2 separate regions of the Homo sapiens genome follow, and region 1 is linked to region 2. A link is an interaction called in ENCODE POLR2A ChIA-PET data of the cell type or tissue named here. Cell type or tissue: GM12878. All regions are shown on one strand. Each heading gives the region's core, and the rest is flanking DNA. Links, peaks and the distances in the headings are about the cores only.

Region 1 (16,911 bases), core at 6,527-10,526, 540 kb before region 2:
AGCTCAAAATCGAAGAAAGGTTCAGCAAGACTGTCAGGGTGACCTCAAAGCAATGGCAGCCATCAGAGGAGCCCCATTGCTATTAGGAGGCTCCTATTGCCCTCCCCTTCAGCCTCTGACTTTCACCTGTGCTACCCAATTCTGGTTCCTTCACTCCCATTCAAAAATGGACCCCAGAAAAGCCTTATTTTGTGGAGTACCTAGTTCCCTTTTGGGTTTGTCTCTTGACTGCTACGGGCATTGCCCCAGGGCAACCATGACAGTGAAGATGACTGGCCAAGCTTGTGGACTGGCCAGCAAGCTTGGGCTGCCTGAGACGCTTTGAAATGGCTGCCTTCTGAGTTGGTCTTGAGGGTGAAGACTGACCACCCTTCTCACCTGCACAGTCACAGTCCCTCTCCTGCTGGCCTGACTGCAGCTGTCCTCCCAGCTGGCCACCTGACCAGAGACCAGGAGAGAGGCCACAGCCTCCAGACCCTCCAGAGTCCCACGGAGGAAGAAGGCTTACCAGAGAGACCCTCTGATGCATGAGCCAGGCCCCAGCCCTTCTCCCTGCATCCAGGTGTGTTTCCACCGCAAAATGCCTCCACACAATGAGCGACTTTGGCCCTGCGTGGGTCAGCATGTGGTCTGAGGTAACCCTCAAATGCCTCCACCACACATCTGTCCACCTGCACGGGTTCAAGGTAAGCACTTGCCCCCTTCTCTCCTCCAGACCAGTCGCCTGAAATTCTGAGCAACATTCCTTCAAGACTATCATGTAACCCTTGGTGATGCTGAGTCCAGACAGGAAATGCAGACTTGGGACCCACCTGTATCAGCAGAAAGAGGCCTTGTGCCCCGTTTGTCCGAGTCCCAGAACGGAGCAAATGAGAAAACCGGCGAGCTGTCCCCCGAGGAGCTGTAGGGAGATTGGTTTTTAGTATAAATTACAATAAAATTTTGTGTATGTGTACAGCTGTGTTCACATCCACAGTGTAAGCTGTGATATGGTTTGGATGTTTGTCCCCTCCAAATCTCATGTTGAAATGTGATCCCCAGCATTGGAGGTGGGGCCTGATGGGAGGTGATTGGGTGATGGGGGAAGTTGCCTCATGAATGACTTGGTGCCCTCCTGGAAGTGATGAGTGAGTTCTCGCTGAGCTCACTCAAGATGTGGTTGTTTAAAAGAGTGTGGCACGTCCCTCCCCCAACTCTCCCTCTCACTCCCGCTCTCACCATGTGACACACCTGCTCCCCCTTCGCCTTCCACCATGATTGGAAGCTTCCTGAAGCCCTTACCAGAAGCAGATGCCAGCCCCACACTTCCTGTACCACCTGCAGAACCATAAACCAAAATAAAGCTCTTTTCTTTATCAATTACCCAGCCTCAAGTATTTCTTTATAATAATACAAAATGGGCTAATACAAGCTGAGTGCTAAGGAGCAGGGCAGATGTCAGGCAGGCCCTACATATGCTTAGGAGTGGCCTAGAAATAGTTCCCCAGCTAGTGGCTTTTCCTAGGTTCAGGAGATCACAGAGTCCTTTTCTCATACACCTTCACGACAGAGCAGATGTTCTTGTCAACATGCCTGAAGACCACAGGCCCCACTCAGCTGCCTTCAGGGAACATTTTCCTGCCTCCCGCCAGCCACCTGCTAACCCTCCCCCACCCACCCTGTGGTGGACACAGAGCTGAGCCACCCAGCTCTCCCTTCAAGAAACAATGCTCTTCCCAGCATGGCATGGTTGGCACACAGCATTAAGCCATCAGGTCCTTCGGGTTCTGCCTCAGCCACCTTCACTCGAGGTCACACCCTTCCTAGGGCATATCTAGACCCAGTGACTAGGCATGCAGAGGTGTGAAGGCCCCGCAATTTTGGCCCATTGAGCAACAACTCTAATAGGCAATCCTCCTTCCAGAACTCCCCACCCAGCTGATCAAGACTCATGAGCCTGCCTCACAGTTTAATGTCCCTCTGCCCATCCTGCTTCCTCTGCATTCTTTTTTTCTTTCTTTCTTTCTTTTCTCTTTTTCTTTCTTCTTCTTTTTTTTTTTTTTTTTTGTGAGACAGGGTCTCACTCTGTTGCTAAGGCTGGAGTGCAGTGGCACGATCTCGGCTCATAGTAGCCTCTGCCTCCTAGGTTCAAGCGATTCTCATGCCTCAGCCTCCTGAGTAGCTGGGGTTACAGGTATGTGCCACCACTCCCGGCTAATTTTTGTTTTTGTGTTTTTTGTTTTAAGTAGAGATGGGGTTTCAACATGTTGGCCAGGCTGGTCTCAAACTCCTGGCCTCAAGTGTTCCCCATAGCAACCAGAGCAGATGCTGGGAAATTTCTTGCTGAGGATAATGATTGAGTTCTTTAGCCGTTTTCACTTGGAGTACTTCATACACCGTACTGGCCTTACATGGGATAGAACCACTTCCTCAGGAACTGTGCCTTCCCTTCAATAGCCAGGAGACAGGAGAATCAACACTCCAGTGACTTCAGGTAGAACGAAATTATGTGTTGTGTATTCTCAGTCCCCTGGAATTTGATTCGAGGCGTTAGGGTATTTTTCTGAATTATGTCAGCCATTGTCTTTAAGCCTGCAGGACAGGCTACGTAATTTGTGGCACCTGGTGCAAAATGAAAGCGTGAGGTCCCTTGTCCAACAATTATTAAGAATCGCAAGACAAGACAGCAGAACATTAAACCAAGCTCAAGCCGCCTGTGATTGCATTGGTTGCAGGTCCACAAAGCTGACCCTGGGTGCCTGTAAATACTAATTCTCCCTACTCTTGGCATAGAGTGTTCTCAGCATTTGCTGGGGTCTCATTTGACCTCCACATCCCAGGGGAGTAGGTGTGGGACTAGCAGCAATATATAAAATATTTAGGCCGGGCATGGTGGCTCACGCCTGTAATCCCAGCATTTTGGGAGGCTGAGGCAGGAGGATCACCTGAGGTCCGGAGTTCATGACCAGGCTGGCCAACATGGTGAAGCCCTGCCTCTACTAAAAATACAAAAATTAGCCAGGCGTGGTGGCACCTGCCTGTAATCCCAGCTACTCAGGAGGCTGAGACATGAGAATCGCTTGAACCCGGGAGGCAGAGGCTACGGTGAGATTGCGCCACTGCACTCCAGCCTGGGCGACAGAGTGAGACTTCATCTCAAAAAAAAAAAAATTAAAATTAAATAAAAATAACAACCACCATGGGGCAAAGGAACTGACCTTTGAAAACAGACTTCACCAGCTGCAGCCATCAGGAGAGCCAAACCACAGCCCTGCAGGCAAGATCTTTTCAAACAAGGAAAGTGATTTCAGTGATTTGCACGAAATGACAATTTTTAGGTCTCCTGCTTTCCCAGTCCTCCCCTGTAGCATCTGACTTCTGCCTATAAGTGATTCCATGAGCCTGAACATTTCTTCTGGAGTTAAAATAAATACTTTGTTAGATGTGTGGTCTTTTTTGGAAAGATCTAGAGCTCTGGAATCAGACAGACCTAGTATCAAATCATGACTTTGCTGGTTACTGTGTAATTTTGGGCAGGTTACTTAGTCTTTCTGAGCCTCCATTTACCCATCCATAAAACGTGGAGAAAAAGATTTATCCTTTCTGAGTCATTATCCTGTGTAAATAACATAATGTCCCTCAAGAGCCCGGCACACACGGGAGGTCGATATTTGAAGGCAAATGTAGGGAAAGAGCAGAGGGTCTCCCGCGGCAGAAAGGGTTCCTGGCCCAGCCAAGGCAAGCGCAGCAGCATCTTGGGAGGGACTCTTGTCCCCACCCCAAGCCTCTACTTCCGCTCAGAGGAGCCACCAGGAAGCCTCAGGCTGCTAGACAGTCTGACTGGGGCCATTTTTCTTCCCTCCCTCAGCTAAATTCTGGGTGGATCATGAATGGCAGCAGAGCAGCCACTAACCTTAGCTCCCCAGCCCAGCCCTCAGCCAGGCTCAGAAGGGGATCCTCTTTAAGCAGGTAATGTTGGGGGCCTGAAGAAGTCCATCCATGCTCAGTACGTGAAGAGAAACGAGGAATGCAGTTTGGCCTGTTGAAAACCACAGCCTCACTGCCAGTTCATGATGATGTGACTTTTCTGCCCACCTTGGGGCCTGTTGCTCACATATATTGGCACAGATGAGCTCACATGCTCACATGCACACAAGTATACTCTCTGCCCTGTCCACACTCTTTTTTTTTTTTTTTTTTTTTGAGACAGGGCTTTGTCCAGGCTGGAGTGCAGTGGTAGCACCACGCCTGGCTAATTTTTTAAAATTTTTTTGTAGAGGCAACAGGGTCTCACTCTATTGCCCAGACTGGTCTCAAATTCTTTGGCTGAAGCAATCTTCTTGCCTTGGCCTCCCTAAGTATTGGAATTACAGATGTGAGCCATAGCACCCGCCCATGTCTGCCTCTCTTTATGACATTGTTGAAAGACGGTCGTGGGCTGTGTGGAAGGGTCAACACACAGGAAGGGGCCATGGCATTTACAGATATAATGACCCTTCAAAAAGGCAACTTAGGTGCAGCAAACCACCACGGCACATGTATACCTATGTAACAAACCTGCACATTCTGCACATGTATCCCAGAACTTAAAGTATAATTTGAAAAAAAAAAAAAAGGCAGCTTAGGCCAGGCATGGTGGCTCACACCCATAATCCTAGCACTTTGGGAGGCCACGGCGGGGGAATCACTTGAGCCCAGAGTTCGAGACCAGCCTGGGTACTATAGTGAGACCCTATCTCTACCAAAAAAAAAAAAAAAAAAAATTAGCAAGGTGTGGTGGTGCATGTGCCTGAAATTCCAGCTCCTCGGGAGGCTGAAGTAGGAGGATCCCTTGAGCCTGGGAGGCTGACACTGCAATGAGCTGTGACTGCACCACTGCACTCTAGCCTGGAGCCTGGGTGACAGAACAAGACCTTGTCTCTAAAAATAAAAAATGAAAAAAAGGTAACAAAGTAATCGACCAGCAAAGGTAGGCTAGGCAGCCTGTGCAAGTGGCCCACCCATTACAGCTCTTTTAGAATCAAATAAGGAGACAGGAACACTCCTGTCCCAGTCAAGGGACCAGGGAATAGTGTCAGTCCTGGACAATGACTCTAGAGGGAGTGTGCCATTGCAGAGGGAGCATTGGCTCTGGAAGCAGACACGTGTGCCTTCAGATCCCGCACCAGTCCCTCTTCAAAAGTCAGTGCTTCAAAGTTGTTTATTGCCATGGTGTTCATTGCAATTGAGTAATGAATTAGCAAATATTTGCAATGAATAAGCAAAGTTATTCATTGTAACTGCAAAATATTGGGACCAACCTATATGGCTGTACATAGGAGAGTGGTTGAAAAAACTACAGTTCATCTACACAATGGAGGGCTGTGCAGCCGTACAAATGAATGAGGAAAAGCTCTATGACCTGATAGGGAATGAATTGCAGGATACAGTGCTAAGTGAGGGGGAGAAAAGCAAAACGCGAAAGCATATTTACAGGATGTTACCTCTCATATAAAAAAGAAGGGGATATAATAAATCATTTAGGCCAGGTACAGTGGCTCACACCTGTAATCCCAGCACTTTGGGAGGCCGAGGCAGGTGGATCACTTGAGGTTAGGAGTTCAAGACCAGGCTGCCCAATAAGACGAAACCCCATCTCTACTAAAAATGCAAAAAGTACCCGGGCATGGTGGCGCCAGCCTGTAATCCCAGCTACTCAGGAGGCTAAGGCAGGAGAATTGTTTGAACCCAGGAGGCAGAGGTTGCAGTGAGCCAAGATCATGCCACTGCACTCCAGCCTGGGTGACAGTGAGACCCCGTCTCAAAAAATAAATAAATAAATAAATAATTTATATATCTGCTCATTTGTAATGCTCTGGATTGGATGCTGTCAGGGAGTGTGGGTAATTCTATGCTTGAATATATCAATAAATCTTATCTATAGGACAGGGGAAATGAAGCATGGCTAAAGCTCTAATTAGTAAAGTCACAGCAGTCACTCCTATTCTCATACTAACCAGGATAAGGGGATGTTTCGGTAATTTCTGTTTGAACAATGTTCACATTGTTGTTTGTGTTCAGACAAGAGTACAGAGTGGCCTTGTTTTGTCTTGATCTATCTTGGTCACAGAACAGCTTTGTTTGATGGCGTTCTGAGAAATTGTTTATGTTCAAAGAGACCACAAAGGCCAAGCTACAAGGGCCAAGCCAGCTCTGAGTGACACCGAGGGTAAGGCCTAACTGATAATGCCAAGTCAGTTCCCAGCTGGCATGAGCTGCTTTTCTCTTTCTCAGTGGGACAACTGGTGAAATTTGAATAAAGTCTATAGATTAGTAAATAGCATTTTATCAGTGTTAATTTCTTAGTTTCAATCATTGTACTATGATTATGTAAGGTGTTAAGATGAAGGGAAGTTGGCCGGGAGCAGTGGCTCATGCCTGTAATCCCAACATTTTGAGAGGCCGAGGCAGGAGGATCCCCTGAGCCCAGAAATTCAAGACCAGCCTGGACAGCATAACAAAACCCCATCTCTATTTGAATCAAAAAAAAAAAAAAAAAAAAGAGAAGAAGTTGGGTGAAGGGTATAAAGGAACTCTGTATACTATTCTGGAACTTTTTTGTAAGTCTAAAATTATTCCAAAATAAAAATTAAAAAAAAATCAGTGTATGAAGTGGAAGAGGTTGACTTGTATATCTGGGCCATGCTGTATAAAAGCAAATGCATATCTCAAAACACTAAAGCATTACCTGTGTGACAAGATGGTCCCGACAACACATAGAAATTGAGTAGGATTAAACGGAAGATTCCAGGCTCCCATTTAGGTCTTATTCTAGGGTAATGCTCCTTGAGTAGATTCATCACTGCCTCATTTTCACTGTTATTGCTCTTTCTCTCCCTTTCTTTTATTTAATTTGCCCAAGTGAATATGCCCATGCTAGAACCAGGACTACCCCTACCACCCTGGAAAGCAACAGAGACCTGGGCCTTCCACATGCTCATTTCCAATTCCTTCCCTTCTACACACAGACCACAGTGCCTCTTGTAGACAGGACACCGAGAATGAGTTGAAACTCACCCCACACCCCACCTCGGCCCATTTAGCAGAATCCGACTTTCTGCCTCCTGCCCATACCTGGAGCTTCTCTCTTAAAAAGTCATCCTTTAAAGAGGCTTGTGCCAAGCTGAGTTCATATTCCTCTTGTCAAAATAACAAATATTTTAATATTTCATTTGTGTAAGGGATCCTATGCAAGGCAGGCAAAAATTCAGGAAAAGAGGCAAGTCATGGAAACTTGGTGAGAATATAATCCTATTGAAAAGCAATTTGGCAAAGTTCATCAAGAGCCTCAAAAAGGATGGCACACTCTACCCAGTAATTCCACTTCTGGGATGCTATCCAAAGGAAGTCATCAAGAATGCAGAGAGATTTATGCACAGACTGGCTGTTAAAAATCATGGATTGAACACTTGTAACCCCTACTAAAATGAAAGTAAGTGGAATTTTTAATAGGCATAAACTACAAGACAGGAGAAAATGAGAGAGGAGAAAAATAGAAACACAATTTTGAAAGCTGGAAAGCAAATAACTTAGCAGGACCAAAAAAACTAAATCCTAAACTGGCAGCAAAGAATGCTGAGAACCAACCTGATTTATACCACAAAATCCCTCAAAAGGTTAAGGAATTAATGGCACTAGATCCCTCAGGAAATGAGGGGGAAGAGGTAGCTGAAATATGGATGAAATTCAAAAGGCTGTTCTAAGCAGTTGGATCCGGTTCGGTCTCCCTACTCCTCCTAGCCAGGTAATGGTCCTCCAAGACCAACAAAAGATTGGAGTCTCCTTTCCTAGAGAGAGTCAATCAAAGGTCTTCAGGGATAATAAGGAGATATCGGGGTGGCAAGTCACACTGAAAACTAGGGGATCAAGGACTTGTGTGCACATTGGCTGTGGGCTCCCCATCTTCACCTGCACTGGCAGCCGGGCCTTCACCTCCAGGCAGGAGAACGGAAGAGAGAGCCCCCAGGGTAAAGAGCAAAAGACCTGTCATCAGAAGCCCCTCAACCACCCCTCCTACCCAGCCAGGTCCTCACGGGGAAGGTCACAGCTAGCAAACCCCACTGGCTGTCCAGAGCACCCAGTCATCTTTTTAATTTCCCACTCCTTTTATTTTCTGGGGTTTTCCCCCCCTCTAACATTATTTCGAAATAATTTCAGGCCTTTAGAAAAGTTGAAGGAAAAATACAAATCCATATTCCCAATTGTTTGCTTCTTTCTTGTGTTTGCTTTATCATTCCCTCCCCTCCTCCATCTCGCTCTCCCTCCATGTATGTTCCTCCTCATGCTCTCCCCCGACCACCCTGCCCAACTCCCACCCATTTTTTTCTGAGCCATTTTAGAGAAGTGACAGATGTGCGCCTAAATACTTCAGAGTATATATCCTAAAAACCAAATATAGTCTTACCTAACCAGTATGATTGTCAGAATCAGGAGATGAATATCGATACAATGCTATTATCTAACTACAGCCTGTTGAAAGATAAATTTTAGACAAATTAAATTTCATAGAGTTTAACTGAGCAAACAACAATTTGAGAATCAGGCAGCACCAGAACCAGAATAGGTTCAGAGCAGCTCCAGGGTTGCCATATGGTTGGATAACATTTATGGACAGAAAAAGGAAAGTGTGGTAGAGAAAACGGAAGTGAGATACAGAAACAACTGGATTGGTTACAGCTCAGTGTTTCCCTTATTTGCATAGGCTTAAACAGTTGGCCACCTGTGATTGGCTGAAACTCAGCTGCTGTGACTGGTTGAAACGCGGGCTACTTGTTACAAGAGTACTTTACAGTCTGTTTACACATCCAGTTAGGTTACAGTTCACTGTGTAGAGAGAAACCTTTAGGCAAAACCTAAATTGCTGGGTGTGGTGGCTCGTGCCTGTAATCCCAGTACTTTGGGAGGCCGAGGCAGGCAGATCACTTGAGGCCAGGAGTTCGAGACCAGCTTGGCCAGCAGGGCAAAACCCCATCTCTACTAAAAATACAAAAATTAGCCGGGTGTGGTGGCACATGCCTGTAGTCCCAGCTACTTGGGAGGCTGAGGCAGGAGGATGGCTTCATCCCTAGAGGTGGAAGTTGCAGTGAGCCGAGATTGTGCCACTGCACTCCAGCCTGGGCGACAGAGCGAACATAAACTATGTAAGGAGGCAGCTTTAGACTAAACTTAATTTAACAAGCCCTTATTTAAATTTTGGCAATTTCACCAATAATGTCCTTCATAGAAATTGTTTTTTCCTGGCCCAGGATCCAATCCAGGATCACATATTGCATTTAATTATTGTGTCTCTCTAGTCTCTCTCTCTTTAATCTAGAATAGTTTCTCAGTCCTAACAGAAGATATTTGAGGTCAGTTTGTCCCATTTTTGGTGATGTTCACTTGGTTAAGCTGAGGTCTGCTAGGTTTCTCCACTTAAAGTTAATACATAACTGAAGAGAAAATACTTTGAGACTCTGTAAATATCCTGTATTCATCAAACTTCTACCCATTCATTTTAACATCATTGATGATTCTTGCCTGAATCAATTATTACTATGATGTTGCAAAATGGTGTTTTTCTAATTCTATTACTCCTTCTACATTTATTAGTCGACATTCTTTTTTAAAAAAAAAAACTTTTCCTTTCCCCTACTTAGTTATTTATTAATACATTTATATAAGTATGGAGTAGCAGATTCTTATTTTACTTGATGGATTATAATATATTCTTACCATTTATTTCGATGCTCCAAATTTTCCCATGTTTGACCAGTGGGAAAACTCCCAGAAAGTAGAGCAAAAAGTCAGTCTAAAAGCAAGAGGAAAAAAAAAATTACAGAATTAGTCCAAATAGTAGGAGCTCCAAACACACTCGCACAGTGACAAACACAAACACAGTGACGCACACAGACACAGATGTGTACATGAACACAGACACCACAAAGTGACAGAGGCACACACACAAAGACACATAAACATCAAAGACATGCACAGACACACATAAACACAGAGATACAAACGTACAGACACACACACAGAAGGAAATAATCAACAAGAAAATTTGATTTCCCATAATTAAAGGCCATTAGTGTTTCCATTGGAAGGACTTTTGGAATGCCCATCACAATAGATATGGCAGGGACTGGAGGGGTGTCAAAAACACCAGAAGCCAGAAGACAATGACTTCAAAATTCTGAAGGAAAATTATTTTCAACCTTGAATTTACTTTTCCAAGCAAACTATCAATCAATTTTATATCTATGCTAACTATCAATTTCAGACATCTAAGTTCACAAATATTTTTGTTTTCAAGCCTCCTGTCTTAGGAAGGATTGCTAAGGATATTGGAAGATATGCTTTATCAAAAGAGTGCAGTAGGCCAGGTGCGGTGACTCATGCCTGTAATCCCAACACTTTGGGAGGCCGAGGCAGGCGGATCACTTGAGGTTGGGAGTTCGACACCAACCTGACCAACATGGAGAAAACCCCATCTCTACGAAAAATACAAAATTAGCTGGGCGTGGTGGTTCATGCCTGTAATCCCACCTACTCAGGAGGCTGAGGCAAGGCAATCACTTGAACTTGGGATGGGGAGGTTGCAGTGAGCCGAGATCACGCCATTAGACCCCAGCATAGGCAACAAGAGTGAAACTCTGTCTCAAAATAAAAAAAAATTTTTTTAAAAAGTGTGCAGTAGACCAAGATAAAGGAGACCTGAGTTGTAGGAAACAAGGGCTCCAACACAGGAGAGAGGGGAATGGGATCCTAGGAGACAGCTGTGTACCAGGCATGGGACCACCCCATCCACAGGGGAGCAGGTCAGAAGGCTTCAAGAGCCATTCCTTCAGAAAGATGAAACCGTTAAAAACCCAATATATCTGAAGGCTTTGTTTATTTGTTTCTTTGTTTGCTATAGAGACAGGGTCTAGTCTAGCTCTACCTCCCATGCTAAAGTACAGTGGTGTGATCATAGCTCACTGTAACCTCAAACTCTTAGGCTCAAAGGATCCTCCCGCCTCAGCCTCCTGAGTAGCTGGGACCACAGGTACACACCATCAGGCCCAACTAATTTTTTAATTTTTCGTAGAGATGCGGTCTTGCTCTGTTGCCCAGGCTGGCCCCAAGCAATCCTCCCACATCAGCCTTCCAAAGAGCTGTGATTATAGGCATGAACTATGCCTGACCTATGTCTGACTTTTTTGAGAGAAGATTTAGACAACTAGTGAAGAATTTGGATTTGAACTCATGATAAATACATAGAAAACCAAGTAAGGCACTAACAACACAATTAAGAACTTCTGAGAAACAAAAATATATGCAGGAAAGAAAAAGTGGGCCTTGTAGACCTCATGGCCCAGCTTTGGATGGTGTTGACATAACCGTAGTTATTTAAACACAAAATACTGATTTAACCAAATAATGATATATTGATATTGGGAGTATGGGAAGGATGTGCATGGGAAGAGGGGGCCAGGAAGAAGAAAAATAAAGCAAAACAAATCATCTTCCATGGGGAGATTCAATAGACAATGCCTACAATGGAAAAAAATTGAGAAGTTTCCGTTCAAACCCGTTATTTAGAAAAGTGGCAAGTAAGTATGCAACGTAATTAGCTAAAAGATGCCGTGTGGCAAGGCAAATGGTGAAGGAGAGATGAGAGATTGCTGGGTTTTGTAACAAACACTGCAGATCTGTATGTCTCTCCAGACTATATACTATCTATAACTTTGCTAAAAAAGTTTGTAAATGCAACACTAAAAATTTTTCAAATAAAATAAACAGGAGATCTATGCATTGAAACTATAATTACATCATTATTTTAGATAACAAAGAGTTGTATATAATTTACATACCCAAGAGTGGAGAAATGGCTAAGTAATTATAGTGGTATCCACACAATTACATATACAACTAAATTAAAATACTTCTTATACAGAAGTTATAATGCAATAAGAAAATGCTTATGACCAAATGCTAAATGAAACCCACAAGTCACAAAATGTTCTACAGATGTCAAGCTCTTTTTGTTTTTGTTTCTTGTGTTTGGCTTCTTTTTTTTCAATAAATATTTTTGCACAGAAATAAGACTGGAAGTAAAGATATCAAAATATTAACAGTGGTTGGATTTAGATCATGTGGCTTTTGATTCTTTAAAAATTATTTTTACTCTTCTGTCTTTAACAAGTATTCTTTTGGAGCATATTATGTGTGTGTGTGTGTGTGTGTGTGTGTGCATGTATATATATATAAAAATATATATATAAATATATATAAAAATATAAATATACATAAATATATATAAATATATATAAACATATATAAATATATATAAATATACATAAATATATAAACATATATAAATATATATAAATATACGTAAATATATAAATATATATAAATATATATAAATATATGTAAATATATAAATATATATATAAATATATATAAATATATGTAAATATATAAATATATATAAATATATACAAATATATAAATATATATAAATATATATAAATATATATATAAATATATAAATATATATAAATATATATAAATATATATAAATATATATAAATAAATATATATATAAATATATATAAATATATAAATAAATATATATAAATATATATTAATAAATATATATAAATATGTACATATATGTAAATATATATAAATATATATAAATATATATATAAATATATAAATATATATAAATATATATAAATATATAAATATATATAAATATATATATAAATATATATAAATATATATAAATATATACATATATATAAATATATATATAAATATATAAATATATATAAATATATACATATATATAAATAAATATATATATACATATATATAAATAAATATATTAATAAATATATAAATATATATATTAATAAATATATATATAAATATGTACATATATGTAAATATATATAAATATATATAAATATATAAATATATAAATATATATAAATATATATAAATATATAAATATATATAAATATATATAAATATATATAAATATATATAAATATATAAATAAATATATAAATATATAAATATATATAAAAATATATAAATATATATATAAATATATATAAATATATAAATATATATAAATATATATATCAATATATATATAAATATATATAAATATATATAAAAATATATATATAAATATATGTAAATATATATATAAATATATATAAAATATATATATAAATATATATAAATATATATAAAAATATATATATATAAATATATGTAAATATATATAAATATATATAAAAATATATATATAAATATATATATATATAGAGAGAGAGAGAGAAAGAGAACAGACAAGGTATTGCTTTGTTGACTGGTCTGGTCTCGTACTTCTGGACTCACATGATCCTCCCGCTGCAACCTCCCAAAGTTCTGGGATTACAGACATGAGCCACCGCACCCAGCCAAAAAATATTTTTTGTTTATTATATATTAATAATATTAATGTGTTTATTATATAAAAATGTCAACATGGTCTAAGAAAACAATGAAAATCATCCAGGTGTATTGCTTTTATTACGAAAAAAATAAAGACATTTTTGAAGCATGGGAATTTCTCCATGGTGAGAAAAAAGCAGCCATACCCGCGACAGTTTGGCCAATGAAGACTTGACCAAGGCCTTAGCCTTGACATTGAGACAGACTTCATCTAAGGCAGCAACATTACTATTTTTTCAAACTGAGATAAAACCTGATAGAATTGTTGTGCATGCCTTCATAATGGCCAAATATGAAAAAAAAAGTCTGAACCAGTTTTGACATTTATTTTCAAGTCCCAGGAACTAAAAAAAAACTCAACAACACAAAGTTTCAGAAAAATTTCAGAAACTGGGTAACTAACAATGAAAGCTGGAAAAAATGATTTTCACATTGATCATTCGTTTTGTTTTACTTGCTTCAGTCTTAAATCTGCAGCTTGCTTTTCCTGGATTTCCATTTGATAGTATGCTGCTTCTTAGAGTCATGACTTATGTATTATTAGTCCATTTTCACTCTGCTGATAAAGACATACCTGAGACTGGGTAATTTATAAAGAAAAAGAGGTTTAATGGACTTACAGTTCCACGTGGCTGGAGAGGCCTCACAATCACGGCTGAAGGCAAAAGGCATGTCTTACATGGTGGCAGACAAGAGAATGAGAGCCAAATGAAAGGGGAAACGCCTTATAAAATCATCAGATCTCATGAGATTTATTCACTACCATGAGAACAGTATGGGGGAAACTGCCCCCATGATTCAATTATCTCCCACCAGGTCCCTCCCACAACACTTGGAAATTATGGGAGCTACAATTCAAGATGAAATTTGAGTGGAGACACAGCCTAACCATATCAACTTGTATGGGGAACTAGAGTTTATATCACCTTCGCGTATTCATAGAAAGGGAGGAGGGGGCAAGACTGATATATATAAAGTAATTTTTGTTTAGGTTGCATATGGACAATTTTTGCTTACTGTTCTATTAAGAGTAATTGTCCACACAGATGTCCACAATAGAGCTTTTCATGGATAGATGCATGAAAAATACATGTTGAATGCATGAAATGGGAGAGAAGGAGGAAAAAACAGAGGGAGAGAGAAATCCGACTTGCCATCACACCATCAGGACCAACAGGAGGAATCAAACAGAAGCAGGGACAACTCTAGGCTGAATGAAAGGGAACAAATGATGTCTGCTCATTGAACATGTAGCTCACTGTAGACGGAGCAACCAAGCAACATAACAGTGTTAGTGGGAGCTAGGAATGTGGCAGGATAGAGGAAAGGGGAGGGGAGAAAAATCGAGAGCTGTGTTCACAATAATTTCTTCCTCATCTATGGTTTAGAAAATCAGAAGAGCCAAGTCCTCTGAGAATAGGACACTGCACCCAATACAGAACTCAGCTGTGGTTTTGGGAGATATTCTGGCCCTTCATTAAAGCAATCTCAGCCTCCGACTAATTTCTTTGTCTTTTTTTAAGTTGCCATTTTTCCTCCCTGTTTGGCAGCAAATCTGTGGGATTAATGCCCACTCTGTTGTGCTCTGGAAACTGTTTCAGCCAGCTCTGTGATGCTCCTGAAGCAGCTGCCAGAAAGTTAAGAGGCCGAAATGCGGTTGGCAAAAGCTCCTGTAATTTTTACAAAATTATCTGTCTTCCCAGAAAGACTGTCTGATAACCGTTTCTGGTGGCTGAGGAGCCTGTGGCCTGTTAGAGCCAATCCTGCCACAAGATCAAGTCAAGCCGACCTCCCACCAACCTTGGGTGAACTCTGCAACAGGCCCCAGCAGGAAGCGGCCAAGCAAGGCCTCTGAGCCCAGAACACTGGCTCCATTCACAGGAGCGCCACGCTACAGCTGCCTGTCTCCCCACTGCAGAGGATAAGCCTGCATGGCAGATCCTGCTAGCCTTGTTTTGTGCTTTGTTGGGTTTATTGATGGCTTAATTTCCCACTTCCTACTCCTGTTCTTTCTTTTCTTCTCCTTTTAATTGAGGTATAAATTAGACACCATAACAGGTGTACTTCTTCAGTATATAGTCTGATGAATTTTTCATACACACACACGTACATATACATATATATACACACACACATATATACACACATGCACACACACATAATTAAGATATAGAACATTTCCATTCCTCAAGAAATGTCTTCCATGCAACTTCCCAATCAATACTGTGTCCCCTCTCATCTCCAACAGAGGTAACAGTAATTCTGGATTCTCGTGCTACGGATTAGTTTTGCCTGTTCTTGAACTTCACATAAATGGAATCATACAGTATGTACTCGTTTGGATCTAGCTTCTTTCACTTAGCATGTTTTTGAGGTTTATCCTCAAAACAAAGTATCTGTACTTTGTTCCTTTTTCTTGCTGAGTAGAATTCTGTCGTATGGAGATATCAGATATTGCTTATCTATTCAGCCATTCCAGAACATTTGGGTTGTTCCCAGTTTAGACCTATTATTGATCAATCAACAGACAAATGGATAAAGAAAATGTGGTACATATATACACAACAGAGTACTATTCAGCCATCAAAAAGAATGAGATCCTGTCATCTGCAACAACATGGGAGGAACTGGAGGTCATTATGCTAGGTCAAATAAGCCAGGCACAGAAAGACAAACATCGCATGTTCTCACTTAGTTGTGGGATCTAAAAATTAAAACAATTGAACTCGTGGAGACAGAGAGTAGAAGGATGGTTACCAGAGGTGGAGAAGGGTAGTGGTTTGGGGAGGGGAAGTGAGGATGTTTAATGGGTACAAAATACAGTTAGAATGAGAAAGACCTACTATTGATAACACAGCAGGGTAGCTATAGTCAACAATAATTTACTGTACATTTTAAAATAACTAAAAGCAAACTTGGATTGTTTGTAACACAAAGAAAAGATAAATGCTTGAGGTGATGGGTACCCCATTTACCCTGATGTGATTATTATGCATTGTATGCCTGTATCAAAATATCTCATGAACTCCACAAATATATACATCTACCCACGAAAATTAAAAATAAAAAAATGTTTAAAGAATTTAAAAAATGAGCTGTTACAAATGTTCTTGTAAAGGTCTTTGTGTGACTTATGCACACCGCTGTTTTACTGACGAATCCATTTCTCCAGGGGGAAAACCATGGCAGTTAAGTCTGAGTCCATCAAGAGCAACAGAACACTGGGGGCATGGTCTCATGTCCAGAGGTCCAGCTCATAGATAAATTTAGAGTGTCAAAGAAGCTGTCCTGATTTGTCCCAATCAAGTAAGCTGTCCAGTTCTTCTAACAGTCGAAAGGCATCTGGGTCTTGTGGCGGTAAAACGCGATGGCAATGGGAGCTGTGATTGGGCTCAAATTTTTAATTTTTAATTAAAATTT
Region 2 (16,911 bases), core at 8,401-12,400:
CATTTAAACAACTGTCCATTTGCCCCTCACTGCAGTCCCTGGCAACCATCATTCTACTTTCTGTTATAAAAGAGCCTGATTTTTTAAAATAAATTTTTCATCAAATTGTCATAATGCATGCAAAACGGTTGGCACAGTTCCTAGAATACAATAAGCTTTCAATGGATGGTGGCTATCAATAATGTCATCATCTGTAATGATCCAGGCATTGTGCTGGAGGCTGGAGATTCATAAACAGAAAGACCTGAGGTCCTTGTTCTGGAAGAGCTAGGACAGATGTTCATGGAGCTTATATAAGGGCTTTCAAACCGGAAAAGAGAAATGCAATTTTTTTTTTTTTGAGGTGGAGTCTTGCTCTGTCACCCAGGCTGGAGGGTAATGGTGAAACCTCGGCTCACTCCAACCTCTGTCTCCCGGTCTCCCGGGTTCAAGTGATTCTCCTGCCTCAGCCTCCCGAGTAGCTGGCATTACAGGCATACACTGGCACGTCCGGCTAATTTTTTGTATGTTTTAGTAGAGATGGGGTTTTACCATGTTGGCCAGCCTGGTCTCGAACTCCTGACCTCAGGTGATCCCCTAGCCTTGGCCTCCCAAAATGCTGGGATTACAGGTGTGAGCCACTGCGCCTGGCTAAATATAAATATTTTTAAGATGAAAAAACGTAGCTACATTAAAAACAAAAAGGATTACATTCAAAACCAACATACTGAAGGATGAAATGTGAGCTGTTATTAAGCTAATCCAAGAAAAAGAAAGTCTTCTATTATTCATCCCTGTAAATTAAAACAGCAGAGTTAAATGTTTACATGCATTGTAAGATTCATCTTAAATGTGATGTATATTGCAGGTCAAAGGTTAATGTCTGTAGCCAAAATAACAAGTTAGCAGATTAGTTAATTTAGTTCAGGTTTAAATTACTATTAGTAAGGCTAATAACTTCCTGGCTGTAAGTAAAATATCTTTATTTGAAAAAGGAAATATCATACAAGATAATAGCAAGGTGTAAGACAGTATGTATTATAAGATCATACTTTTAAAGCTAATGATAAATAAGCAAATAGGTCACTTGCTACATTCAACAGTTACTCTTAAAATCTTAAAATACTGAGCAAGTATTACTTTTTAAATGAGAAAATCTCAATATAGATACTACAAATAACAAAATAAATTCCTGGGAAAAAACAGACAACATTTTTTATGCAAAATACTTACGGAAAATTTTCTTCACAAATTTACGAAGATAAATCTCTAGCAAGACTGATCAAGAAAAAAATGAGTAAAACAAAATTAGGAATAGAAAGCAATTATTATTAAATTAATGTAGAAATTCAGAAATAATAGATAACACTGTTAACAAATTTGTGCCAATAAAGAACATATAAATGGGTAATTAAATACATATGTTTAATTAACATATTAAATATATATATATGTATCTCCAAAGTTGATCCAAGAAGAAATAGACTAGGCTGGGTGACAGAGGGAGCCCCGTTTCAAAAAAAAAAAAACAGAAGAAATAGAAGATGTGAGGAGACTGACTACTAACCATGGAGAGAAATTTAATTGGTAATAAATCATAAATCATCAAAGTCCCAGGTTAAGATAGTTTTACAGGTGAGTTTTATGAAATCCTTGAGATTCATTTATGCAAGCTATATCAGATAATAGAAAGAGAGAGCTATTTAATGTATTTTATGAGGAACAAGAAAATTATAGATTAACTTTACATCTAATTGCAAATTCCAAAATCTGAAATAAAATAATGACAACTTAAGTGCAACCCTGAATTAAAAAAATAATATAATATGACTAGGTAGGATTTATGGCAGGAGTGCAAGACTTGTTGAAAATCAGAACATTTTACCAACAGAATTAACCATATTAACAGATTAGAAGAACTCAGCCAGCCACGATGGCTCATACCTGTAATTCCAACACTTTGGGAGGCTGAGGTGGGAGGATCCCTTGAGCTCGGGAGTTCAAGACCAGCCTGGGCAACATAGTGAGATCCTGTATCTACAAATTTTTTTAAAAAAGAACTGCAGGGTCATGTTAGTAGATAGAAAAGAGATATGATAAAATTCATCAGTAATTCAGGATTAAAATTTATAGCAAACTGAGACTGTAGGAAATGGCCTTACCTTGAGAAAGGTATCTGAAAAAACCTAGAGCAAACTTCCTGTTTGATGGTGAAAATAAAGAAACATTAACTTTTGTTTGTTTGTTTTTTGTTTTGAGACAGAGTCTCGCTCTGTAGCCCAGGCTGGAGTGCAATGGTGCAATCTCCACTCACTGCAACCTCTGCCTTCTGGGCTCTGCTCCATCTCCTGCTTCAGCCTCCTGAGTAACTGGGACTACAGGCATGAGCCACCATGCCCGGCTAATTGTTTTTGTATTTTTAGTAGAGACGGGGTTTCTCTATGTTGGCCAGGCTGGTCTCAAACTCCTGCCTGAAGTGGTCTGCCAGCCCTGGCCTCCCAAAGTGCTGGGGTTACAGGCATGAGCCACCATGCCCAGCCACATTAACTTTTTAAATAAGACAAATGTGCCCATAATAATTACATTTATTCCAAATTGTGTTAGTTGTCCTAGCCAATGTAATAAGAAAGGAAAAGTAATTAGGAAGCATAGATTGCCAAGGAAGAGACCCAGTGCTGTTAATTGTAGACAATATGATTTGTCCAGATAGAAAACGAGGACAATATTTAGAATTAGTTTAGCACAGTTGCTGAATACAAGATCACTATAATAATAGTAATATTCCTAAACCCAATAATCAGTTATAAAATGCAATTGTATAAAATACAGTATTTTACTGCTTTTTTTCGTCTTTTTAGCTGCCTTCCATCCTGGAAAAAAAACATAGTATTTTACAAAGTTAGCTGGGCGTGGTGGCACACGCCTGTAGTCCCAGCTACTTGGTAGGCTGAGGCTGGAGAAACACTTGAACCCAGGAAGTGGAGGTTGCAGTGAGCTGAGATTGCACCACTGCACTCCAGCCTGGGTGACACAGTGAGACTCTGTCTCACCAAAAAAATAAAAAATAAAAAAATACATATATATATATATATATATACACACATACACATATATGAAGTATTTTAATAGCAAAAAAACTGAAAGAAAATACAAAACATTATGAAAAGACAAAAAAGTCACTGTAAATATCCTTTTATGACATTTAAGAATTACATAACTCCTTCTTTTACATTTTAATAATTTTAATTTCCTATAATGGACATTTACAGTTTTGAGGTTACAAGTTAACTTTTTTTCGAGGTGGAGTCTGTCTCTGTCACCCAGGCGGGAGTGCAGTGGGGCGATCTTGGCTCACTGCAACCTCCACCTCCTGGGTTCAAGTGATTCTCCTGCCTCAGCCTCCCGAGTAGCTGGGATTACAGGTGCACGCCACCACGGCTGGCTAATTTTTGTATTTTTAGTAGAGATGGAGTTTCACCATGTTGTCCAGGCTGGTCTCAAACTCCTGACCTCAAGTGATCCACCCACCTCAGCATCCCAAAGTGCTGGGATTACAGGCATGAGCCACCACGCCTGGCCTGGGAAATGGTTTGTAAATATTTTCTAAATTGTTCTTTTTTTTTTTTGAGACGGAGTTTCGTTCTTGTTGCCCACACTGGAGTGCAATGGCACGATCTTGGCTCACCACAACCTCCACCTCCTGGGTTCAAGCGATTCTCCTGCCTTAGCCTCCTGAATAGCTGAGATTACAGGCATGTGCCACCACTCCCGGCTAATTTTGTATTTTTAGTAGAGACGGAGTTTCTCCATGATAGTCAGGCTGGTCTCAAACTCCCAACATCAGGTGATCCATCCGCCTTGGCCTCCGCCTCCCAAAGTGCTGGGATTACAGGCGTGATCCACTGCTCCCAGCCCTAAATTGTTTTTTATCTAACCAGGTGTGATAGTATACCAATAGCGTTCATATTATTTTCAAGTTTTCTCATTAATTGCTAATTGCACCTTGAGGCTCTGACTTCAGACATATTTTCTAGTCATTGTGGACCTAAAGAATGTGGGGCAGGCCTGGAGCCGCCGGTGGCTCCTGCCTGTAATCCCAGCACTTTGGGAGGCGGAGGCGGGTGGATCACTTGAGGTCAGCAGTTCCAGACCAGCCTGGCCAACATGGTGAAGCCCCGTCTCTACTAAAAATACAAAAGATTAGCGGGGTGTGGTGGTGGGCGCCTGTAATCCCAGCTGTTCGGGAGGCTGAGGTAGGAGAAATGCTTGAACCCAGGAGGCGGAGGTTGCAGTGAGCCGAGATCGCGCCACTGCACTCCAGCCTGGGCCACAGAGCAAGACTCTGTCTCAAAAAAAAGAATGTAAGGCATACATTTTTTTGTTTCTACAATGTTTCTTCTATTTAGTCCCCCATCTTAAGTTGGCCGTACCCATGGACATTTCAATTCCAGTCTATTCTGGAAACTCCCAAGCCTTTTTTGTTTTGCTCAAGTTAGGAGTTCCTAATCTAAGATCCATGGACTTCTCAGTTTCCAGAGGAGTCTCTGAGTAGATTTAAGGAGTCTATAAACATAACAGGGAAAAAAAAATACTTATTTTCACTAACCTCTAATTTAAATTTTCATTCCTTTCAATTATCACGAAGGCATGCAAAATTATAGTTGATTTTGTCTTTGTTAATATTAAAGTTATATGTTTGAACCTTAGTTTATTTAAACAACTTCCCTTTTAAAAAGGTAAAAAGAAATTCAAATATATATGTATACATATATACATACACACATATATGTATACATACACATACACACATATATGTATACATACACATACACACATATATGTATACATACACATACACACATATATGTATACATACACATACGCACATATGTATACATATACATACGCACATATATGTACATATACATACGCACATATATGTACATATACATACGCACATATATGTACATATACATACGCACATGTATGTATACATATACATACGCACATGTATGTATACATATACATACGCACATGTATGTATACATATACATACGCACATGTATGTATACATATACATACGCACATGTATGTATACATATACATATATACATACGCACATGTATGTATACATATACATATATACATACGCACATGTATGTATACATATACATATATACATACGCACATGTATGTATACATATACATATATACATGCGCACATGTATGTATACATAAACATATACATACGCACATGTATGTATACATAAACATATACATACACACATGTATGTATACATATACACATACATACACACATGTATGTATACATATACATATATACATACACATACACATATGTATACATACACATATACACACATATACACATATATGTATACATACACATACACATATATGTATACAAACACATATACACATATATGTGTGCATACACATATACACATATATGTGTGCATACACATATACACATATATGTGTGCATACACATATACACATATATGTGTGCATACACATATACACATATATGTGTGCATACACATATACACATATATGTGTGCATACACATATACACATATATGTGTGCATACACATATACATATACACATACGTATGCATATACACATACGTATACGTATGCATATACACATATATGTGTACGTATGCATATACACATATATGTGTACGTATACATATACACATATATGTGTACGTATACATATACACATATATGTGTACGTATACATATACACATATATGTGTACGTATACATATACACATATATGTGTACGTATACATATACACATATATGTGTACGTATACATATACACATATATGTGTACGTATACATATACACATATATGTGTACGTATACATATACACATATATGTGTACGTATACATATACACATATATGTGTACGTATACATATACACATGTATGTATACCCTGTCTCTACTAAAAATACAAAAAATCAGCCAGGCGTGGTGGCAGGCGCCTGTAATCCCAGCTACTTGGGAGGCTGAGGAAGGGATAATAGCTTGAACCCAAGAAGGGGAGGTTGCAGTGAGCCAAGATCGCGTGCCACTGCACTCCGGAGTGGGTGACACAGTGAGACTCCATCTCAAAAACAAGAAAGAAAGAAAGAAAGAAAGAAAGAAAGAAAGAAAGAAAGAAAGAAAGAAAGAAAGAAAGAAAGAAAGGAAGGAAGGAAGGAAGGAAGGAAGGAAGGAAGGAAGGAAGGAAGGAAGGAAGGAAGGAAGGAAGGAAGGAAGGAAAAAGAAAAGAAAAGAAAAGAAAGAGAAATCTACAAATGCAAGGCAATTCAAAACAAAATCTAAACATGAATTTCCTTGGAACTTGACAAGCGAATTCTAAAACTCATATAAAAGATTAGAAGTACACAGTAGAAGGTATGAAGGGCAGGCCGGGCACGGTGGCTCAGGCCTATAATCCCAGCACTTTGGGAAGCAGAGGCGGGCAGATCACTTCAGTTCAGGAGTTCGATACTCACCTGGCCAACATGGTGAAACCCTGTCTCTACTAAAAATACAAACATTAGGCCTGGCGGGGTGGCTCACGCCTGTAACCCCAACACTTTAGGAGGCCAAGGTGGGCAGATTACTTGAGGTCAGGAGTTTGAGACCAGCCTGGCCCACATGGTGAAACCCTGTCCCTACTAAAAATACAAAAAATTAGCTGGGCCTGGTGGCGTGCACCTATAATCCTAGCTACTGGGGGAGCTGAGGCAGGAGAATCACTGGAACCCGGAAGGCGGAGGTTGCAGTGAGCTGACATCATGCCACTGCACTCCAGCCTGGGCAACAGAGGGAGACCCCATCTCAAAAATAAATAAATAAATAAAAAATAAATAAAATAAAAATATAAAAATTAGCCAGGCGTGATGGGGGGCACCTGTAGCCCCAGCTACTTCGGAAGCTGAGGCATGAGAATCACTTCAACCTGGGAGGCACAGGTTGCAGTGAGCCAAGATCATGCCACTGTACTACTCCAGCCTGGGTGACAGAGCAAGATTCTGTCTCAAAAAAAAGGAAGGTATCAAGGGTAGATCACAGAGGGCTTTGTAGGTCAGGGTAAGGAATTCAGATTTTTCCAAGTGTGGTGGGAACTGCACAATGTCTTAGTGCTAATCTCAATTACAAAAAAAACAAAAACAAAAAAACTCTGCCTGCAATGTGAAGAAATTCTGTAGAATACTCAATAAGTTTCTGAAGAATAAGAAGTGAGATTTGCCCTACCAAACATTAAGACTTATTACAAAGCTATAGTAAAATAAACCAGTGTGCTAATAGTTCAGAGATAGATAAATAGATTAATTGAACATAATTTTAAAAATTTAGAAACAGACCCAAAAAATTATGGAAATTTCGTATACAGCAAAGGTAGCTTTATAAATCAATAGGGAAAAGATGACCTGATACTGGGGCAACTGAAGCCAAACAGAAAAACAATTTGATCTTAAACAAAAATGAATTCTAGGTGAACTAAAGGCTTAAATGTGAGAATAAAAACTTGCAAAAGAAAATGTAGTTTCTTTCCAGCAAGAGTAAAAATAAATATAAATAATCAAACAAAAGATCAGTAAGTTTGACTGAATTAAAACTTTTTTAAATATATGGTGGCTCATGCCTGTAATCCTAGTACTTTGGGAGGCAGAGGCAGGAGGATCCCTTGAGCTCAGGAGTTCGAGACCAGCCTGGGCAACATGGCGAAACCCTGTCTCTACAAAAAATTCAAAAAAATTAGCCAGGCCGGTGGCACATGCCTGTAGTCTCAGCTACTCAGGAGGGTGAAGTGGGAGAATCACCTGAGCCTGGGAGGTTGAGGCTGCAGTGAGCTGTGATCATCTCACTGCACTCAAGCCTGTGCAACAGAGACCCCTTCTCTAAAAAAAAAAAAAAAATTTAAATCTATACAAAAAAGAGACCATCAGCAATGTGAAAAAAAACAAGCCAGAGACTAATAAAAAGACATTTTCTTTTCTTTTTCTTTGAGACCTAGTTTCGCTCTTGTTGCCCAGGCTGGAGTGCAATGACGCTATCTCGACTCACTGTAACTTCTGCCTCCTGGGTTCAAGCGATTCTCCTGCCTCAGCCTCCCGAGTAGCTGGGATTACAGGCATGTGCCATCACATCCGGCTAATTTTATATTTTTAGTAGAGACGGAGTTTCTCTGTGTTGGCCAGGCTGGTCTCAAACTCCTGACCTCAGGTGATCCGCCCGCCTGAGCCTCCCAAAGTGCTGGAATTACAGGCATGAGCCACTGTGCCTGGCTTTCTTTTTTTTGAGCTGGACTGCAGTGGCATGATCTTGGCTTACTGCAACCTCCACCTCCCAGGTTCAAGCAATTCTCCTGCCTCAGCCTCCCGAGTAGCTGGGATTACAGGTGCCTGCCACCACATCCTGCTAATTTTTGTATTTTTAGTAGACACGGGGTTTCACCATGATAGCCATGCTAGTTTCGAACTCCTGACCTGAAGTGATCCACCCACCTCCACCCCGCAAAGTGCTAGAATTACAGGCGTGAGCCACCGTGCCCGGCCAAAAGACATTTTCAATATGCATAACTGCCTGAAGATTAGTATACAGACTGTCTGTAAAGAATTTCTATAAATCCAAGGAAAAAGAAAAAAAAAGGGACAATAAGCCTTTAGGAGGCAAGGAAACCCGCATGGTTAATAAGCATATGAAAGGACATGAAACGATACTCAATATGTAAAATGAAATGACATATTATATTCATATCCTTGAGGTTGACAAAAGTTAAGCAATCTAACAACACCAAGTACTGTCATGATAAAACAGGAAGTCTCATTGATTGCTAATAAAAAATGTAAATGAATACAACCAGTTTGGCAATTTCTAGTGAAATGTTTTTCTTCTTTTTTGAGACAGGGTCTGGCTCTGTCACCCAGGCTGGAATACAATGGCATGATCTTGGCTCACTGCCACCTCGACCTCCCAGGTTCAAGCAATCCTCCAACCTCAGCCTCCCAAGTAGCTGGGACCACAATTGTACACTAGTACACATGGATATTTTTAAAATTTTTTGTAAATACGGGATCTTACCTTGTCGCTGAGGCTGGTCTTGAACTTCTGTGCTCAAGTGATCCTTGTACCTTGGCCTCCCAAAGTGCTGGGATTACAGGCCTGAGCCACTGCACCCGTCCTCTCTAATGAAGACACTCAATAAGCACATGTTCTTTGACCTTACAAATTCACTTCATTGATAAAAAACTAAAGAAGTTCTCATTCAGAAATACAGGGAAAAATGCACAAGGATGTACATTTCTTAGCTAAAATTGTTAACATCTTTAACTTATTACACTACTTAATGTTTAGTATTAGAACTTTAGGCCAGGCACAGTGGCTCATGCCTGTAATCCCAGGACTTTGAGAGGCTGAGGTAGGAGGATCGCTTGCACCCAAAAGTTAAAGACCAGCCTGGGCAGCATAGCTTAAGACCCCATCTCCATTCTTGCACTGCTGTAAAGAACCACCTGAGACTTGGTAATTTATAAAGAAAAGAGGTTTAATGGGCTCACGGTTCTGCAGGCTGTATAGGAAGCATTACTGGGGAGGCCTCAGGAAACTTGCAATCATGAGAACAGCAAGGGGGAATCCACCCACATTATTCAGTCATCTCCCACCAGGCCCCTTCTCCAACATTGGGGGTTAAAATTTGACAGGAGCCAGGCACGGTGGCTCATGCCTGTAATCCCAGCACTTTGGGAGGCTGAGGCGGACCGATCACCTGAGGTCAGGAGTTTGAGACCAGCCTGGCCAACATGGTGAAACCTTGTCTCTAGTAAAAAAAAAAAAAAAAAAAAAAAAAATACAAAAAATTAGCTGGGCATGGTGGCAAGTGCCTGTAATCCCAGCACTTTGGGAGGCTGAGGCGGACCGATCACCTGAGGTCAGGAGTTTGAGACCAGCCTGGCCAACATGGTGAAACCTTGTCTCTAGTAAAAAAAAAAAAAAAAAAAAAAAAAAAAAAAAAAAAAAAAATACAAAAAATTAGCTGGGCATGGTGGCAAGTGCCTGTAATACCAGCTACTTGGGAGGCTGAGGCAGGAGAATCGCTTGAACCGGGAGGCGGAGGTTGCAGTGAGCCGAAATTGTGCCAGTACACTCCAGCCTGGGCAACAAGCACAAAACTCTGTCTCAAAAAAAAAAAAAGAAAGAAAGAAGAAAAGAAAAAATTCGAAATGAGATTTGGGCTGGTACACAAATTCAAACCATATTACCATCTCTACTAAAATTAAAAAATGTAAATTAAAAAAATAAAAGAAAAAGAGTTTACATTACACTTCTATTTCTCCCCTTTAGGCTTTTGTGCTATTGTTATCCTATATTTTACCTTTACATCTTATAAGCCCCACAAGATATTGTTTTTATTTTTGCTTTAAACATTCAATTATCTTTTATAGTTACTTAAATAATAAGAAAATGGTCATTTATATTTACTACTGTGGTAGGCAGAATAATGATCCCTCAAAAATGTCCACATCCTAATTCCTAGAACTTGTGAAATATGTTGCTTTTCATGGCAAGAGGACCTTGGAGATGTGATTAAGGTCATGGACTTTGAGATGGGGAGGTTATTCTGGATCACTAGGTAAGTCCAATATAATCACACAAGTCTTAAAAGTGGAAGAGGGAAGTGAAAGAGTGAGTCAGAGTGATGGAAGTGTGAGAAAGATTCTGAGATGTAGGAGGTCATGTGCAAGGACCACAGAACTCTAAAGGTTTAGGGTAACCCCCTCAGCTGACAGACGGCAAGGAAATAAATCCTTCCCTAGGGCCTCCAGAAAAGAACGTAGCCCTTCTAATACCCTGATTTTAGCTTGGTGAGACACATATCAATGTGTGATCTACAGACCTGTAACATGATAAATTTGGCCAGGTGCAGTGGCTCACGCCTGTAATCCTAGCACTTTGGGAGGCAGAGGCGGGCGGATTGCATGAGCTCAGGAGTTTGAGACCAGCCTGGGCAACATGGTGAAACCCCATCTCTACTAAAATACAAAAAAAAAAAAAAAAATTAGCCGGGCATGGTGGCATACACCTGTAGTCCCAGCTACTCAGGAGGCTGAGGCAGGAGAATTGCTTGAACCCACGAGGCGGAGGTGGCAGTGAGCCGAGATTGTGCCACTGCGCTCCAGCCTGGTGACAGAGCGAGACTCCATCTCAAAAAAAAGATAAATTTGTGTTGCTTTGATATACCAAATTTGTGGTAATTTGTTACAATAGAAAACTAGTATACTCCCACATATATATAGTACCTTCTTTACAAGTTTGTATAGATCCAAATTTCCATCTGGTACCATTTCCCTTCTGCCTGGAGGACTTCAACATTTTTCTTTTTTTCTTTTTTTTTTTGAGACAGGGTCTCACTCTGTCGCACAAGTTGGACTGCAGTGGCTTGATCTTGACTCACTACAACCTCTACCTCCTGGGCCCAAGTGATCCTCCCACCTCAGCCTCTTGAGTAGCTGAGACTACAGATGCACGCCACCATGCCTGACTAATTTTTGTATTTTTTGTAGAGGCGGGGTTTCGCCACGTCGCCTAGGCTGGAACATTTCTTGTAGTGCAGATCTTCTGATAATACATTATTTCAGGTTTTGTATGTACAAAATAGTCTTTACATTGCCTTTTTTTTTTTTTTTTTTTTTGAGACAGAGTCTGTCTCTGTTGCCCAGGCTGGAGTGCAGTGGTACGATCTCGGCTCACTGCAAACTCCGCCTCCCGGGTTCAAGTGATTCTCCTGCTTCAGCCTCCCGAGTAGCTGGGATTACAGGCGCCTGCCACCACACCCGGCTAATTTTTGTATTTTTAGTAGAGACAGGGTTTCACCATCTTGGCCAGGCTGGCCTTGAACTCCTGACTTCGTGATCCACCCACCTCGGCCTCCCAAAGTGCTGGCCACCACGCCCGGCTACATTGTCTTAATTTTGAAAGATATTTTCACTGGATATAGAATTCCAGTACTTTAAGGATATTCTTCAACTGTCTTCTATCGAATATATCTTCTTTCTTCCCCCTCTGGCAGTTAAATAGGAAAAAAATATTTGTGATCTTGGGTTAGGCAAAGATTTATGTGATACTACACCAAAAGCACAATCCAAAAAAAAAAATGAGATACATCAAAATTAAGAACTTCTGGTCAGACACTATTAAGAGAAGGAAAAGACAAGCCATGGACTAGGAGAAAATATTTGGAAACCACTTATCTGGTAAGGACTTGTATTCTGAGTCTATAAAGAACTCCTAAACTGAATAATAAATAGACAAACAATCCAAAAAAGAATAGAAAAAGGTCTGAACAGATACTTCACCAAAGAAGATATACAGATGGAAAATAAGTACATGAAAAGATACTTAAAATTATTAGTTGCTGGGAGTGGTGGCTTGTGCCTGTTGTCTCAGCTACTCAGAGGCTGAGGTAGGAGGATCACTTGAGCCCAGGAATTTGAGGCTTTAATTAAAATAAAATACAATAAAATAATGACTATTCAATAGAGAAATACAAATTAAACCACTATGAGATATCACTATACACATATTATAAAGTCTAAAATGTAAAAAAAAAAAAAAAAAAAAATCTGGCCATACCAAGTGTTGACAAGGATGTGGAGCAACTGGAACTCTCATACTCTGCTAGTGACAATGTTGAATTATACAACCACTTTGGAAAAGTTTGGCAGTGTCTTATAAGATTAAATATATGCCCAGGATCCAGTAACAACATTCTTAGGTATCTACCCAAGAGAGATGAAAACTTATGTCCACAAGAAGACTTGTACATAGCAGCTTTATTTGTAATAGCCAAAAGCTAGAAATCACCCTACTATCTATGAGTATGTGAATGGATAAACAAATTGTAGTATATTCATATAATGGAATACTAGTTAAAAATTTAAAAAATGAACTAGACCAGGCGCAGTGGCTCACACCGTAATGCTAGCACTTAGGGAAGCAGAGAAGGGAGGATAGCTCAAGCCCAGGAGTTTGAGACCAGCCTGGGCAACATAGTGTGTTTGTGTGTGTGTGTGTGTGTGTGTGTGTGTGTGTACATATAAATATATATAAAAATAAATATATATAAATATATAAAAATAAATATATAAATATATAAAAATAAATATATAAAATATATAAAAAAATAAATATATAAATATATAAATAAATATATAAAAATATATAAATAAATAAATAAATATATATATATATATATATATATATATATATGATTGCTCTGTCGCCCAGGCTTGAGTACAGTGGTACGATATCTACCTATCTCTATCTATCTATCTATCTATCTATCTATCTATCTATCTATCTATCTATCTAGCATTTCTTCTGTCTCTTTGTTCTATCTGGGCCTTCAGTGGATTGGATGATGCCTGCCCACGTTGGTAAGGATGGATCTTTCTTACTCACCTTACTCAGTCTACTGATTCAAATGCCAACCTCTTCCAGAAATATCCTCACGGATACACCCAGAAATAATGTTTTACCAGCTATCTAGGTATTCTTTAACCCAGTCAAATAGACACATAAAACTAACAGTCACAAGTCCACCTCTTGTCAACTTGGCACTCATATGTATCTCCTTAAACCATACTTAATCTCCAAATAAAGACAATAACTAGGTCATAATTCTGCCTGATACAACAACAAGATACAACAACAAGATACAACAATCTTGCATACTGTTGAAAATGCACAATTTCCTTCCACCATGTGCAAACAAAGCGAGAAGGCACCCTTTAGGAGGAATGGGCCCTCACCAGACACTGAATCAGTGGGTGCCTTGAACTTGAACTTCCCAGCCTCCAGAATTGTGAAAAATACATTTCTATTGTTTATAAGCCAACCAGTTTATGATATTTTTTTTTTTTTTGAGACGGAGTCTCGCTCTGTTGCCCAGGCTGGAGTGCAGTGGCACGATCTCGGCTCACTGCAAGCTCTGCCTCCCAGGTTCATGCCATTCTCCTGCCTCAGCCTCCCAAGTAGCTGGGACTACAGGCGCCCGCCACCACACCTGGCTAATTTTTTGGTATTTTTAGTAGAGACGGGGTTTCACCGTGTTAGCCAGGATGGTCTCGATCACCTGACCTTGTGATCCACCTGCCTCGGCCTCCCAAAGTGCTGGGATTAAAGGTGTGAGCCACAGCATCTGGCCAGTTTATGGTATTTTTGTTATAGCAGCCTGAATGGACTAAGACAGAGCAATAACAAATGGGCACAAGGAAACTTTCAAGGATGATAGATATATTCATTATTGTCTGTCATGATATAGTGATGATGTTATGGGTGCACATATATATATATATATATAAACATCAGTTTTGTACAGGTTAAACGTGCAGTCTATTATATGTCAGCTATATCTCAATAAGGCTGTTACTAATAAACAAAAACCAAATAATTATACCAGTTCATAGCCAAAAGTTTGATAAAAATAAATAGCAAGCATTGGTGAGGATTTGAAAAATCATGAACTTTCCCATTGGTGGTGGGAATATAAAATGGTACAAACACTTCCCTGGACAATTCAACAACATATAGTAAAATTTTAAATGTTAAAATCCTAAGATTTAAAAATTCTTCTTCTGTGACTATAATCTAGAGAAACTTTTTACATAAACACCAGGATATGCAGTAGTGTGGTAGCAAATATGTAATCACTAGCTCTCTGCAGGGATAAAAAGTTCTCTTTTCTAGCATTTGCCAATATCTATGGTGTAAATACTACCACTGTGGCTGATTTCTAGCTACTGACATCATTGAATACAGAGTGGAAAAGAAAAAGGCCAGGCATGGTGGCTCACGCCTGTGATCCCAGCACTTTGGGAGGCTGAGGCAGGCAGATCACTTGAGCTCAGGAGTTTGAGACCAGCTTGGCCAACATAGTGAAACCTCATCTCTACTAAAAATACAAAAATTAGCCAGGCATGATGGCGCACACCTGTAATCCCAGCTATTCGGGAGGCTGAGGCACGAGAATTGCTTGAACCTGGGAGTCAGAGGTTGCAGTGAGCCGATATTGTGCCACTGCACTCCTGCCTAGGCAACAGTGAGAACTTGTCAAAAAAAAAACAACAAAAACTTTTATGTATCTGCTCATTTGTAATGCTCAAAAATAAAATAAAATACATACACCCACTGGGTGTGGTGGCTCTTGCCTGTAATCCCAGCATTTTGGGAGGCAGAGGTGGGTGGATCGTTTGAGCCCAGGAGTTTGACACCAGCCTGGACAACATGGTAAAACCCTGTATCTACAAAAAAAAAAAAAAAAAAAAAAAAAAATATATATATATATATATAAATTAGCCAGGCATGGTGACACATGCATATAGTCCTAGCTACTTGGAAGGCTGAGGCATGAGGATTGCTTGGCCCGGTAGGCAGAAGTTGCAGTGAGCCACGATGGCACCACTGCATACCAACCTGGGTGACAGAGTGTAACTGCCCAATGGGTTCACCTTGCCCACTACTTAGACAGAGCCGATTTATCAAGACGGGAATTGCAGTAGAGAAAGAGTATCACACAGAGCTGGCTGTGCGGGAGACAAGAGTTTTATTATTACTCAAATCAGTCTCCTCGAGCATCTGGGAATCAAAGATTTTTTTTTTTTGTTTGTTTGTTTTTGAGACAGAGTTTCGCTGTTGTTGCCCAGGCTGGAGTGCAATAGCATGATCTTGGCTCACCGCAACCTCTGCCTCCTGGGTTCAAGCAATTCTTCTGCCTCAGCCTCCCGAGTAGCTGGGATTACAGGCATGTGCCACCACACCTGGCTAATTTTGCACTTTTAGTAGAGACGGGGTTTCTCCATGTTGGTCAGGCTGGTCTCGAACTCCCGACGTCAGGTGATCCGCCTGCCTCAGCCTCGCAAAGTGCTAGGATTGTAGGCAAGAGCCACTGGGCCTGGTCCGGGACCAGATTTTTTTTTTTGAGATGGAGTCTCACTCTGTTGCCCAGGCTGGAGTGCAGTGGCACGATCTCGGCTCACTGTAACCTCCACCTCCAGGGTTCAAGCCATTCTCCTGCCTCAGCCTCCTGAGTAGCTGGGACTACAGGCACCTGCCACCATGCCCAGCTAATTTTTGTATTTTTAGTAGAGATGGGGTTTCACCATGTTGGCCAGGCTGGTCTCAAACTCCTGACCTCGTGATCCACCCACCTCAGCCTCCCAAAGTGCTGGGATTACAGGCGTCAGCCACCACGCCTGGCCGGGACCAGAGTTTTTAAGGACAACTTGGTGGGTGGAAGGAAGCCAGTGAGCCAGGAGTGCTGATTGGTTAGGTAGGAGATGAAACCATAGGGAATCGAAGCTGTCCTCTTGTACCGAGTCAGTTCCTGGGTGGGGGCCACAAGGTCAGATGAGCCAGTCTGTTGATCTGGGTGGTGCCAGCTGATCCATCAAGTGCAGGGTCTGCAAAATATAAGTAGCACTGACCTTAGGAGCAGTTTAGAGAGGGTCAGAATCTTGTAGCCTCTAGCTGCATGACTCCTAAACCATAATTTCTAATCTTGTGGCTAATTTTTTAGTCCTACAAGGCAGTCTAGTCCCCAGGCAAGAAGGAGGTTTGTTTTGGGAAAGGGCTGTTATTGTCTTTGCTTTAAACTATAAACTAAGTTCCTCCCACAGTTAGTTCAGCCTATGCCCAGGAATGAACAAGGACAGCTTGGAGGTTAGAAGCAAGACAGAGTTGGTTAGGTCAAATCTCTTTCACTGTCTCAGTTGCAGTTTTGCAATGGTGGTTTCAAGAGTGAAATGCTGTGAGAAGAAAGAAAGAAAGAAAGAAAAATAAAGTAAGAAAGGAAAGAAAAGAAAGAAAGAAAGAAAGAGAAAGAAAGAAAGAAAGAAAGACACAAAGTA

What was found. ChIA-PET counts read pairs that join two places held together with the same protein. Peaks named below come from ENCODE experiments on the same cell type or tissue, not always from the same donor. Only the 100,000 strongest peaks of a DNase experiment are listed, where the experiment ranks them.
Region 1: POLR2A ChIA-PET joins it to region 2 with 5 read pairs; 2 of 35 experiments call an interaction of 5 or more read pairs at or near these places.

Annotation. Positions count from the first base shown.
Region 1 is chrX:45,132,824-45,149,734 of GRCh38, reverse strand. DIPK2B (divergent protein kinase domain 2B) reads left to right here. Exons shown (of 5, transcript NM_176819.4): 5 at 1-1,362. Among named protein-coding and RNA genes, the nearest start is that of DIPK2B, 60 kb to the left of the region's middle. In GM12878, for the core only: no CTCF peak of the experiment used is centred there; no DNase peak of the experiment used is centred there.
Region 2 is chrX:44,590,257-44,607,167 of GRCh38, reverse strand. No RefSeq gene overlaps it. Among named protein-coding and RNA genes, the nearest start is that of FUNDC1, 56 kb to the right of the region's middle. In GM12878, for the core only: no CTCF peak of the experiment used is centred there; a DNase peak (open chromatin) is centred at 10,697.